Regions from separate parts of the Homo sapiens genome. Here all the other regions are linked to region 3. A link is a contact called in ENCODE Hi-C or POLR2A ChIA-PET data. All regions are on one chromosome and are shown on one strand. Each heading gives the region's core, a stretch centred on a gene start or an enhancer-like site at or near the end of the contact. The rest is flanking DNA. Distances are from core to core; before and after follow the strand shown. Region 1 holds the start of PARP4 (poly(ADP-ribose) polymerase family member 4). Region 2 overlaps LOC105370115 (a long non-coding RNA gene). Region 3 holds the start of MICU2 (mitochondrial calcium uptake 2). Region 4 holds the start of SPATA13 (spermatogenesis associated 13).

Region 1 (2,700 bases), core at 159-2,658, 2.9 Mb after region 3:
GTGGCGGACACTGGGCTAGGGGCTGGTTATTCTCTAAGGCAAATCTGCACAGTCACTCCAGCCTGTCCCCCTTCCCAGCTTCTTCCCCAAATAACATTCACAGAGTGTCTTCCACCCAAAGACAGCAGGGAACAGCCCCGATTCCTAAGAAACCCTCAGCGCGCCTCCTCACAAACTCTTGGCTGCTCCATAAACCATTGGTGTAGGTGGAATCAAGTGGCTTCCTGCTTCACAGGTCTTCGTCTTTACCACTGGCATTTCCTCCTCTCGGAAAACCCTGAGGAGTCCCTTTCTGGGCAGTCTTGATTCTACAGCCTCCGCCTTCCGAAGTGTGTGAGTCAGCACACGCTAAGATCACTTTTGATATACAGTGGGCATTCAATAAAAGCTTGCTTACTAAAAACTCTCACGTATCCATTAAAGCCCAGGATTACAGAAAAGCCTTCTGACACTATTTGCATTTTGGACTCAAATGGCATCAGTAATGCACCTCCCTAATGGGTTTATTAAACCCTTAAACAACAAAGGTACTACTTTTATTTCACTCCTACATGATATACAGTAGCTCTACGCACACAAACAAGACCTAATGTTTACTTAATAAATGATAAAGTCAGATGTAATGAGTCTGCAACACGCACATCTCAGAGCGAACTTCCCCTTTATCATAGCACTATGCTTGGATATTGTCATATAATTGTTGTCATCCAGCAGTCCAGAATTGAAAGTGCTTGGGCTTGAATATTTAGCAGCGCCTTAGTTTTCTAGAACCTGTGATCTACCAACTCGATCCCTGGGTGAACCATTCGGCCCTCCTAGCAGGAATTACTTAACTGAGTTAGAGGTTTTCAACTTTGGACCTCAACAAACACATTGTTTCTATCACGGTGTTCCCAATGACTCACGAGGTCAGATAGTACTTCCTGATTACTCACCAAACCACCTTACTTTTTGCACAATTCGAAACCTAACTTTAGGAAAGAAGGCCGTTTGGCATACTGGAAACAAGAAACAACGCGTGCTACTGCGAACCGCACCGCACGGGGTGCGGAGACTTGGTGTGACTGTCGGCTCCGGTGGGCGCCCCCCACCGCACCCGGTTTCTCGTCACCAGGGCTGCGCCGCGGGGCAGAGCGGAACGACCGCAATATCCCTCCCCGAGGGCGCTGGCTGCACTAGCTAGTCCACTCCCGAGCCTAGCAGCGCCGTCAGGCCCACAGCGCCAACGCCGCGCAGGGCAAGGGTGCAGCCACTGGCGGGAAAGTAGTACGCGGGCCACTTCCTGGCTAGGACTACAGGGACCTTTGCAGCCCCCCACCCCGCAGCGCCCACGCACCTGCCTAGAGGATCCAGCTAGCTCCGGACGCTCCCCGATTCCGCGCTCCTTGCTCGCGGTACTTCCGTAATCTAGGCTCTCCCTGCCCCCGGGGCTGGGCGGGCGCCACTGCGCCGGAACCCCGCCCCGCACCAGGCGGGCGCAGCGTCCCAAGCAGGGACGATAGCCGGAACGCGCCCGGAATCGGGTCCGCCAGGTGGGGAGCGGGTCCCCGGCCTCTGGCGGGGTTTCTCTTCCAAGATCAGCCGGAGGGTTCAGGGCTTTCAGTTTCATATTTCAGGAGGGATTTTGTCAATGAGGATTAATACAAAGCTCGGCTTTGAGAGAGGTGGGTGGATGGTGCTGTCCTTTAACTGAGAAATGGAAGGGATTCACAAGGCCGGGAAAGAAGAAAATTTCGGGAAAGTTCGTGGAAACAGGAGAGTGAGATAATAAATTTACTTTAAGCCTTCCTGCGTTTGAAATTCGTGACAGTGTAACTAGTTGGAAATATATTTATCTGCCATTCAAGAGAGGCAGGGGGCTGGAGATACAGATCTGAGATTCACTGAAATGGGAATAAAGCAATGGGGAAGATTCAGATTTTTAGGATACTGAATAAAATGAGAATAGAAAGGATAGAGTAGAGAATACAGTGGAAAGGGTATGGGGTTGAATCCTGACTCCACAATTTATTACCAAGGGGGCTGGGGACAAGGTAATTTACCAAGTTTCATCATTACAACCTACTCTATAGGGTTGTCTAAGAAACAACAAGAGATTCTGGGGGAGGAGAGAGACTGATTCCTAGAGTTACCACATCGTAATGCTCAAAATGTCCAATCTTCAACAAAAAATTATGAGGCATGCAAAAAAAAAGGCGAAAAAATGGCCAATTCAAAGGAAAAAAGAAATGAACAGAAATTGTCCCTGAGCTGAGGAAGCACAGACATAGGAATTATTAGACAAATACTTCAAATAAACTGTCTTAAACATGGACAAAAAGTGAAAGGAAACATAGAAAAATAACTGAAAGAAACAACCAGGAGAACAAAGTCTCAATAAATAGAGAATATGCAATAGAAGATGTGCAAATGGTCAACAAGCATGAAAAAAAGCCCAGCATAACTAATTATCAGAAAAGTGCAAATTAAAACTGCAATGAGATACCATCTTACACCAGTCAGAATGGTTATTATTAAAAAGTCAAGGAACAACAGATGCTGGCAAGGCTTTATTGAAAAGGAAATGCTTATACACTGTCAGTGGGAATGTAAATTAGTTGAACCACTGTGGAAACCAGTTTGAAGATTTCTCAAAGTGCTGAAAACAGAACTGCTATTCAACCCAGCTATCCCATTACTGGGTACATATTCAAAACAAGA
Region 2 (2,700 bases), core at 67-2,566, 2.4 Mb after region 3:
CGAGTGCCCTCTCCTCTCCTTGGGCCTTTGGCAATGTCTGTAGGTGTTTTTGATTGTTATAAATAGGGGTTAAGGAACAAATGTGCTCCTGGCATCTGGTAGGTGGAGTCCAGGAATGCTGCCAAACATTCTGCTGTGCACAGAACAACCCCCTAGCAAAGAACGATCTGACTCCAAATGTCCATAGTGCTGAGATGGAGAAACACCGCCTAGAAGGAATGATGAACACAGAAACAGATGAGTCTGAAACAAGGGGATAAATACAGTAAAAAATTGATAGTCTATTACTAGAGTACCATTAGTACTGTTAGTGGCTCTTCTATTAGTAGAAAGCTTGTTTTTGAAGATGTATTCCTTCCTGTATAGTTCCATAGCTACATTAAAACATTTTTATCGTGGAAGATTTTAAGCATGCAAAAAATAAAAGAGTTAAACTCATTTTCCACCTTCAGCCATTACCAACTTCATCAATTTTGTTTCATATGTACTCACCCCCTCCCACTTTGACAGGTTATTCTAAAACAAACTTGCACATCATATACTTTAATTTGCAACCACTTCAAGTGTATACCTCAAAGAGATAAGACATTCTTTTCAAAAATACAACTCTTTATTTTTAATCACAGCAAAAACATTCCTTAATGCATGGATACATTCTTTACATGACAAAACAAGAACAAAAACAAAAGACCCCATGGGTTTTTTGGTTTGATGTTATTAAGACATCTGTCCCATCTCCCTCCCTGTATCTTTATCTTGAGTTGAGCAGGAGAGGTATTGAAATCTTTCTTCTTTTATGTATCTTGTTGATTGGTGGCATATCTATCAGAGTACTCCATGCTGACCGACGCTACCTGGGCAGTGATTTAACCTGCAAACTTTGCCGATTTCTGTATGTTAGGGGTTTGGACCGGTGCTTGTTTTAGTGTGCCTGGCACAGGATTTTTGTCTGACTTGGCCCCAGCCTGCGCACTGACTGCCCATCCCGCACCCCATGACCAAGTTTTCCCTGGATACATGATTTTTTTTAACTGGCAGGCCCCCAAGTGATACTTTTCTCTGTCTTTGTACCAGTTGATTCTAACAACAGACTTTTTCTCTGGAGACTGACATCCCTCACAGAATGGTGGCAACTACCCTAATGGCTTTTAAAGGGTCAACCCTTGCCTACCATTTTAGAAAGCAAATTTTGTTCTTGAAAGATGTTCAGAAACAAATGGGGGAAAAAGCAAGCAGTAAACAAATGTATAAGAATATGCTAACAACTCAGAACAAAACTGAAACCAAAAGTTCATTTACCAGGATCAGAAACACAAACAAAGACTTTTTATCTATTCTGGCAAGTCATTTCTAGTAAAAAGACAGTTTGCGTGACTTGCCAGAATACATAAAAAGTCTTTTATAGTCCCAGAAGGGATACGAGAGCCTTTACTACAGTGACTTAACCCACTCAGGTCCTAAATAAGCTCAACAGACAGCTGCTATCAAAGGAAGGAAGCCTGACCTGAGAGATGTACCTGGGTAGAAAAAAGGCAATCCGCGGAAGTACAGCTCAATTGTGTGTACCTCGTCTTGTCCCAAAGGTTGCCGATCTGTTTTAAAGGTACCCTTGTTTCATCCCACTTCTGACCACAGAGTATGTCAACCTAAAAAAAAAGACACTTAAGAATCTTACTTCCAGATATGTTGAATTTATTCAGGAGTGGAAAAAGTGGTTTATCAGAGATTCACAGAGTGGCAACCCACAAGTGCCATCTGCTGAAAGGTAAAGGGACGCTTTTTTTTAGCAGGAAGAGAGAGGTTCATGTAACCTACTTAGGAACAGAGTTTATTGGTTCCAAAGGCATGAAGTCAGAGTTGTCATCAGTTTATCGGCGGAGATGCTGTTACTGGGGCAAGTATTCCTTAGAGTATTTTATTGGAATTATTACAGCCCTAAAGAGTGTCTAGTAATGCACTTTTTTTTTAGTTAAATGAGATATATTATTACAATTAATTTTACCTACTTTCTATTTTTCTTTTTTTTTTTTTTGAGATGGAGTCTTGCTCTGTCACCCAGGCTGGAGTGCAATGACACAATCTCGGCTCACTGCAACCTCCACCTCCTGGGTTCAAGCAGTTCTCCTGCCTCAGCCTCCCAAGTAGCTGGGACTATTGGCGTGTGCCATCAAGCCTGGCTAACTTTTTTGTATTTTTAATAGAGACGGGGTTTCACTGTGTTAGCCAGGATGGTCTCGAACTCCTGACTTTGTGATCCACCGGCCTCGGCCTCCCAAAGTGCTGGGATTACAGGAGTGAACCACCATGCCCGGCCTTTTTAAAATTATTATTATACTTTAAGTTATTGGATACATGTGCAGAATGTGCAGGTACCATGGTGGTTTGCTGCACTCATCAACCTGTCATCTACATTAGGTATTTCTCCTAATGCTATCCTTCCCCTAGACCCCCACCCTGCGACAGGCCCCAGTGTGTGATGTTCCCCTCCCTGTGTCCACATGTCCTCATTGTTCAACTCCCACTTATGAGTGAGAACATGTGTTTGATTTTCTGTTCCATGTGTGTTTGTTGAGAATGATGGTGTCCAGCTTCATCCATGTACCCGCAAAGGACATGAACTCATCCTTTCTTATGGCTGCATAGTATTCTATGGTGTATATGTGCCCCCATTTTCTTTATCCAGTCTATCATTGATGGGCA
Region 3 (2,700 bases), core at 61-2,560:
AAAGCTCATATGTAAAAACTTACTAAGTCTACAAAAATTTTAAAGCACTACTCATTCAAATTTTCAAATGCGTTACAACATCATTTATCCTGAAATAGGGAACTTGAATCTTTTTTTTTTTTTTTTGAGACGGAGTTTCGCTCTTGTAGCTCAGGCTGGAGTGCAATGGCTCGATCTTGGCTCACTGCAACCTCCGCCTCCCGGATTCAAGCGGTTCTCCTACTTCAGCCTCCCGCCACCACACCCAGCTAATTGTTTATATTTTTTAGTAGAGACCGGGGGGGCGGGGCTGGGGTGGGGAGCGGCTTCACCATGTTGGCCAGGCTGGTCTCGAACTCCTGACCTCAGGAGATCCACCCGCCTCGGCCTCCCAAAGCCCTGGGATTAAAGGCGTGTGCCACCGCGCCCGGCGGACTCTTGTCTTTAATAGATGGAGGTTTTAGGAGCAATTTTTGCTTAGAACTTATGGTCCACTAAGATATTAAGGTTTATAATCATGCAATAATGTTCCTTAAAGTTGATAATAAAATCTGGAAATCAACTGGTTAATTTTTGTGGCTGACACATTCGTGACTTAAAAAAGCAATCGACAGAACTTCATCATGCTATACAAAGAAAAGATCGTAAAACTTAGTTGCAAAGCTTAACAAAGGTATATCCCACAGGGGTAACTGGACGCAAACCACCTGCGGATGTGAATGCCACTTCACTGACCAGAGAGGTAGCAAGAGGCGAGGCGCAGTGAGATTCTGAATTAGGAGCCTCGAATTAAGACACGCCCACACTCATCACCACTAAATTAGTGCGGCCAGTTTTGTGGGCCGTGGTGTTCAGCGTCCGCGGGGTTCTCCCAAGGGAGGCAGAATCTCCGGTCACCAGCCTCGAAGGCCCTCGGGGACTCAGGCCGGGGGCCGGTCCAGGAAGGAGCGAGTCCCACCAGTCGCAGGGCGCTCCGATCCGCAGCGGCACCTCCACCCACGGCTCCGGGAGAGCCGCCCAGAGCCAAACCACTCCCCGCCTAAGGGCGTCAGGGGAGGGAGGAGCTTGACTGGGGCTAGCAGAAGGAGTTAGTCCTGTACCTGTGCGGAGACTGTAAAACTGCCATCCCGCGCCGCAACACTGACGCGGCTGTGGTGCCAGGCCGCTCCTGCTCCTGCCAGGGCCGCGCCGGCCACTGCCGCTGCCAAGGGGCCGGGACTCCGCACAGCCTGTCGGCTGACAGCGAGCCCCCGTCGCAGTTTTCCGCCCCAGGCCGCCACCCGCGCGCAGCTACCCGCAGCCGCCGCCATCTTTGCGGAAGCGCAGCTAGGCGGCGCTTCTCTCCCGGCGCCGCCGCCTACCGCTTGGGAACTCTCGCGACATCCGACAGGCTTCCGCCCCGCCTACCGGGCCTGCGCCGTGGGTGCGGTTGCTGAGGCGACGCTCGCAGCCGCAAGAGGTGGCCTTCGGTTCCGGGGCTGCCTTCTAAGGCTGTGGGGATGGGATGACAGGAAGAGTATCAAGACAGTATAATATGACTTCCTAGTCCAAAACAAGATAGTGCCCTCGGTTGTGTGGGCAGGTTTCTCCTTTTCATTTTTTCACCTTGTAAAACTGTGAAACGTTTTTTGAAATAGTCTCTTCTGCATCTGTGTTGTTCATGTCTTCCTATGCTTATAGTCTTGACTGTTCTTTCATTTCTGCTAAAACAACTCTCAGACAAGGCATTCTGTTTATTTCAGTCCCTCACTATTTGCTTATAATGAATTTAAATTCAGTTTCAACAAAAGGTTTGATAGTAGCTCTTATCCTACCTAGAACTAAAAGTCAGAGACAGCAGCACACCAGCCCCATGTCTCTATCATCAGGGACCCAGAGGTTTTCCCCAGTGCAGATTTAGAACGATACCTCCAGTCCTGGCTGTTGCATTGGTGATAAGTGATGTAGCTGAGGCAGACTACTTGGTTTTATTTAACAGCCTCCAATCCTCCATTCTTTGGTCTTCACTTTTCCTGAGTAACTCTTTTTAATAAACTCTTTGTTCAGCCTCTGAAATGTCCCCAGCTATTAGAAGCTTTAGTTGGGCATGCAGTAACGGAGCCAACATCAAAGGGGCCAAGACTCCTAATCACATAATCACTGCTGTCTTGAAGTTTTGCACAAAACAAAACTTCAAGAAACAAAAACAAAAACCTGTCACACGAAATCTAATTTGATCATTCAGTGGAAGTTCCGTGGATCCCTTTGTTATTATCTGCCCTTAATCCTTGCTCCCTTTCTCTTAGCCCGCTTGTCTAAATTAATCTGCAGTCAGAGGTTCCTCACTTTTCCGTCAGCTTCTGGACTTACTTTTCAGTGTGCCTTCCCAGGTAGGAAGTAGAGAGATGAGCCTCACTTCACCGACTTGTGAGCCAGACCTCAAGGTTTGAATCTTAGCTCTACCAGGATGATCACTGTGGTTTGGGGCAAATTATTTAATCTCTCTGAGTCTCCATTTTCTCATTTGTAAATAACTCACGATTTGGTAGATGATCACTGCTATTTGGGGTAAGGTATTTAATCTCTTTGAGTCTCAATTTTTTCATCTGTGAACAACCCTCTTACAGTTTGGGGTGGGGAAGCTAAATGAGATATTTTATATAAAGTGACTAGCCAAATGCCTGGCACATGGTAGGCTCATGACAGATGTGCGTTTACTGTGGTCAAGGTTTGGTTTACTTC
Region 4 (2,700 bases), core at 174-2,673, 2.6 Mb after region 3:
AAAATACATGGTCATTGTTAAAACTTGGGGTAATTTCAATAACAATTCAAAGAATTAAATAAAATTTGCCCATATTTCCACCACCCACAGATAATTATCATTAATCTTGGAGTGTGCTTTAATTAATAGACTATTTTTAGAGCAGTTTTAGGTTTAGAAAACAGGAATGGAAAGTACACGGAGTTCTGATGTACTCCCTCACGCCCCTCCCTCCACACACAGCTGCTTGTACTGACATCTTACATTCGAGTGGCACATGTGTTATGATTGATGGGCCCATGTTGTTACATTAAGATGAACTAAGTCCATTACTTACAGGAGGCTCACGCCGCATGCTGTTCATTCTGTGAGTTTTGAGAAATGCATAATGACATGAAGCCACCATTATAATGTCATACAGAGTTTTTTCAATATTTTAAAAAACATACATAAAATTAATTTTCACTTTTCATTGGGTAATATAATTTTTGTTTTTTATTTTACAGATTGTGGGTATTGTTCTTTGATTATAAAAGACAATAGACATTTATAAATAATAGTGCTGGCCACTAAATGAATCATCTAAAAAACTACACTGGTAGAAAGCATGCATTTATTTTATGAATTCCATTAGCTGCCTATCAGGGAACATGGAGCACTGGGGCACAGATCCCAGCACAGAAGGGTTTGCTTCTCTTCTGTGGTTTTCATGTCAATTAATGATTAGGCCTTGAGCCTCACAAGAAAGGTGATAGGCCTTTGAGTCGGTTTACTGCAACAGTCTACTCAAGACTTGCCCCAGGCCCTGGGAAACATGTAGGTTTAAAAATCCCTACCCTGCGTTTTCCTTTCACAGGGAGTGAACTTCTGGCCCAGGCAGTGGGCAGTGGGGCACGGTTGCCCCGGAGATGAGACTCCTCTTCCCGCCCTGGGGGGTGGGGGCTGGCTGGTGGCTGAGGGAACTATTTTTGTTTGTTTCTTTTTTTAAAAAACGGAGTCTGGCTGTGTCCTCCAGGTTGGAGTGCAGTGGCGCGATCTCGGCACACTGCAACCTCCGCCTCTCGGGTTCAAGTGATTCTCCTGCCTTAGCCTCCTGAGTAGCTGGGATCACAGGCGCCTGTCACCACGCCCGGTTAATTTTTATTTTTATTAGAGACGGGGTTTCACCATGTTGGCCAAGCTGCTCTCAAATTCCTGACCTCAGGTGATCCGCCCACCTCGGCCTCCAAAAGTGCTAGGATTACAGGCAAGAGCCACTGCGCCTGGCCGGGGAACTGTTTTTGATGGGTGGGGTCCCCGGCTGTGGTTGGTAGTGTGGGGGCGTGGCCGAGGGTGTGGCCTGAGGGAGTGAGCTAACCGGGGGCGTGGCCTGATATGGGGCGGGGGGAAGAGCCGGGCTGGGGGCGTGGCCTGGTGGGGAGCGGGGCTGGGGCGTGGCTTGGCTGAGTGTGCTGCCGCGGCGCGGGAGGAGAGTGTGCGTTGCGCTTTCTCCCGCGATCGCCCTGCCGGTCGCTAGCTCCGAGGGCGCGCACTGGATCCCAGGCTCCTCCGAGAGTGCGGCGACCTCGGGGCTCCGCCGGCACCGGAGGTGGCTCTGAGGGCAGGGACGTGTTGGACACGCTGACTTTGTAGGCTCCGCCAAGAGGCGCCGCAGGAGGTAAGACGGCTTCGGGCGCGCGGCTCTGCCGGGCGGGCGCGGGCATGGGCTGTTAGGTAGAATATCGGGAGGATTTGAGTCCCAGTGGACTGCCTCGGGGCTTCGGGATGTCCAGCTCCCAGCTGCTTGGCCTCTGCTTCCCCCGCCGGTGGAGGCTACCGGGTGCTCACCTGTTAGGTCCGTGCGCCCGCTCCCTGCCCGGCGGTGGCTCTGCGCCCTCTGGGCCACCCGGCACCATCGCTTTTGGGAGGACATGCACGTGGTGTTCTCGCAAAAGGCCGTTTCCAGCCGGAAGCCTGCAGGGAGGTCGCCTTGTAACTTCACCCGCGCTCCCAGCTCGCGGGGCCTGGCCTACAGGGGCGGCCGTGGGGGTGGCAGAGTCTGGGGAGCCTGGCGCGGCGGAGCCCTGTAACGCTCTGCTCCATCGGGTGGCGTGGCTGGTGCCTCCGGGGACCCGGAGCGATGCGGTTGGAGAGCTTAGTTTAGAAAGCAAGTTTCTCTTGGTACCAGCGGAGTCTCGTCCCAGGGGAAAGATTTTGGGACCCGGTGCCCATCGTCTGTGGACTGCAGGGAATGCATTGGCGGAGTTGGTTTGGTCCCATTCTGTGCAGGAGGTGGGGGAATTGGTACTCCAGCCCCAGGCAGGTAGAAGCCCGCGCTGCTGCCAGCGTCAGGGGGAGCTCGGGTGACTTGGGCTGGGCCACCCATCTGACTGCAAGGTTACAGAGCTTGAGCAAATTTCCCCTCCCTCCAAGTGCAGGAAAACCAAACCAAAGCAAGCAAACAAAACCCTGTGGGTCATTTGCTTCCCAGCATTGCATAGGGATGTGGATAAATAGAATAATACTGTGAATTTATTCAGCTCTTGTTCCCATGGCTTCCCATAGCCTTATATTATGCACCTCCCCCTGCCAGCATTTTCTCTGTCCCCACCTTCGGTTTTTGCTGCCTCGTGTTTTCTTCTCTGTGAACCTTTCCTGGTCACCCAGCGATTTGCTCTCCTTTATTCCCCTTGCTAACAGGCGGAGAAATCTCACTCCTTTTCTTTTTCCACCTTTCCCAAC

Evidence for each region. Hi-C counts contacts between places; a loop is a spot of excess contacts on that map. ChIA-PET counts read pairs that join two places held with the same protein, here RNA polymerase II (POLR2A). Pooled maps may share reads with other maps.
Region 1: a loop to region 3 is called in a pooled map, with 17 times the contacts of the local background. The contact joins the promoter of PARP4 here to the promoter of MICU2 in region 3. A Hi-C loop is called at or near these places in 11 of 50 pooled maps.
Region 2: a loop to region 3 is called in a pooled map, with 4 times the contacts of the local background. The contact joins the enhancer-like site here to the promoter of MICU2 in region 3. A Hi-C loop is called at or near these places in 1 of 168 maps with a recorded cell type or tissue (CD4-positive, alpha-beta T cell) and 5 of 50 pooled maps. POLR2A ChIA-PET finds 5 or more read pairs at or near these places in 1 of 52 experiments (HCT116).
Region 4: a loop to region 3 is called in a map of CD8-positive, alpha-beta T cell, with 32 times the contacts of the local background. The contact joins the promoter of SPATA13 here to the promoter of MICU2 in region 3. A Hi-C loop is called at or near these places in 3 of 168 maps with a recorded cell type or tissue (CD8-positive, alpha-beta T cell and naive thymus-derived CD4-positive, alpha-beta T cell) and 9 of 50 pooled maps. POLR2A ChIA-PET finds 5 or more read pairs at or near these places in 2 of 52 experiments (OCI-LY7 and activated B cell).

Annotation. Positions count from the first base shown.
Region 1 is chr13:24,511,370-24,514,069 of GRCh38, forward strand. It overlaps PARP4 (poly(ADP-ribose) polymerase family member 4), which reads right to left and starts at 1,409. Exons shown (of 34, transcript NM_006437.4): 1 at 1,337-1,409. All of the region lies in intron 1 of LOC105370117 (a long non-coding RNA gene), which reads left to right. RefSeq lists a silencer at 1,407-1,566.
Region 2 is chr13:23,965,440-23,968,139 of GRCh38, forward strand. All of the region lies in intron 4 of LOC105370115 (a long non-coding RNA gene), which reads left to right. Among named protein-coding and RNA genes, the nearest start is that of C1QTNF9B, 69 kb to the left of the region's middle. Within about 2 kb of position 1,317, at least 5 of the 41 ENCODE cell types and tissues checked have a DNase peak (open chromatin) inside an H3K27ac peak, as active enhancers do; they include CD4-positive, alpha-beta T cell, where a contact is called at or near this core.
Region 3 is chr13:21,602,860-21,605,559 of GRCh38, forward strand. MICU2 (mitochondrial calcium uptake 2) reads right to left here and starts at 1,311. Exons shown (of 12, transcript NM_152726.3): 1 at 1,080-1,311. The coding sequence starts at 1,289. RefSeq lists enhancers at 405-1,024, 1,025-1,643, 1,425-1,494 and a silencer at 1,045-1,254.
Region 4 is chr13:24,159,297-24,161,996 of GRCh38, forward strand. SPATA13 (spermatogenesis associated 13) reads left to right here and starts at 1,424. Exons shown (of 13, transcript NM_001166271.3): 1 at 1,424-1,636. RefSeq lists a silencer at 1,315-1,374.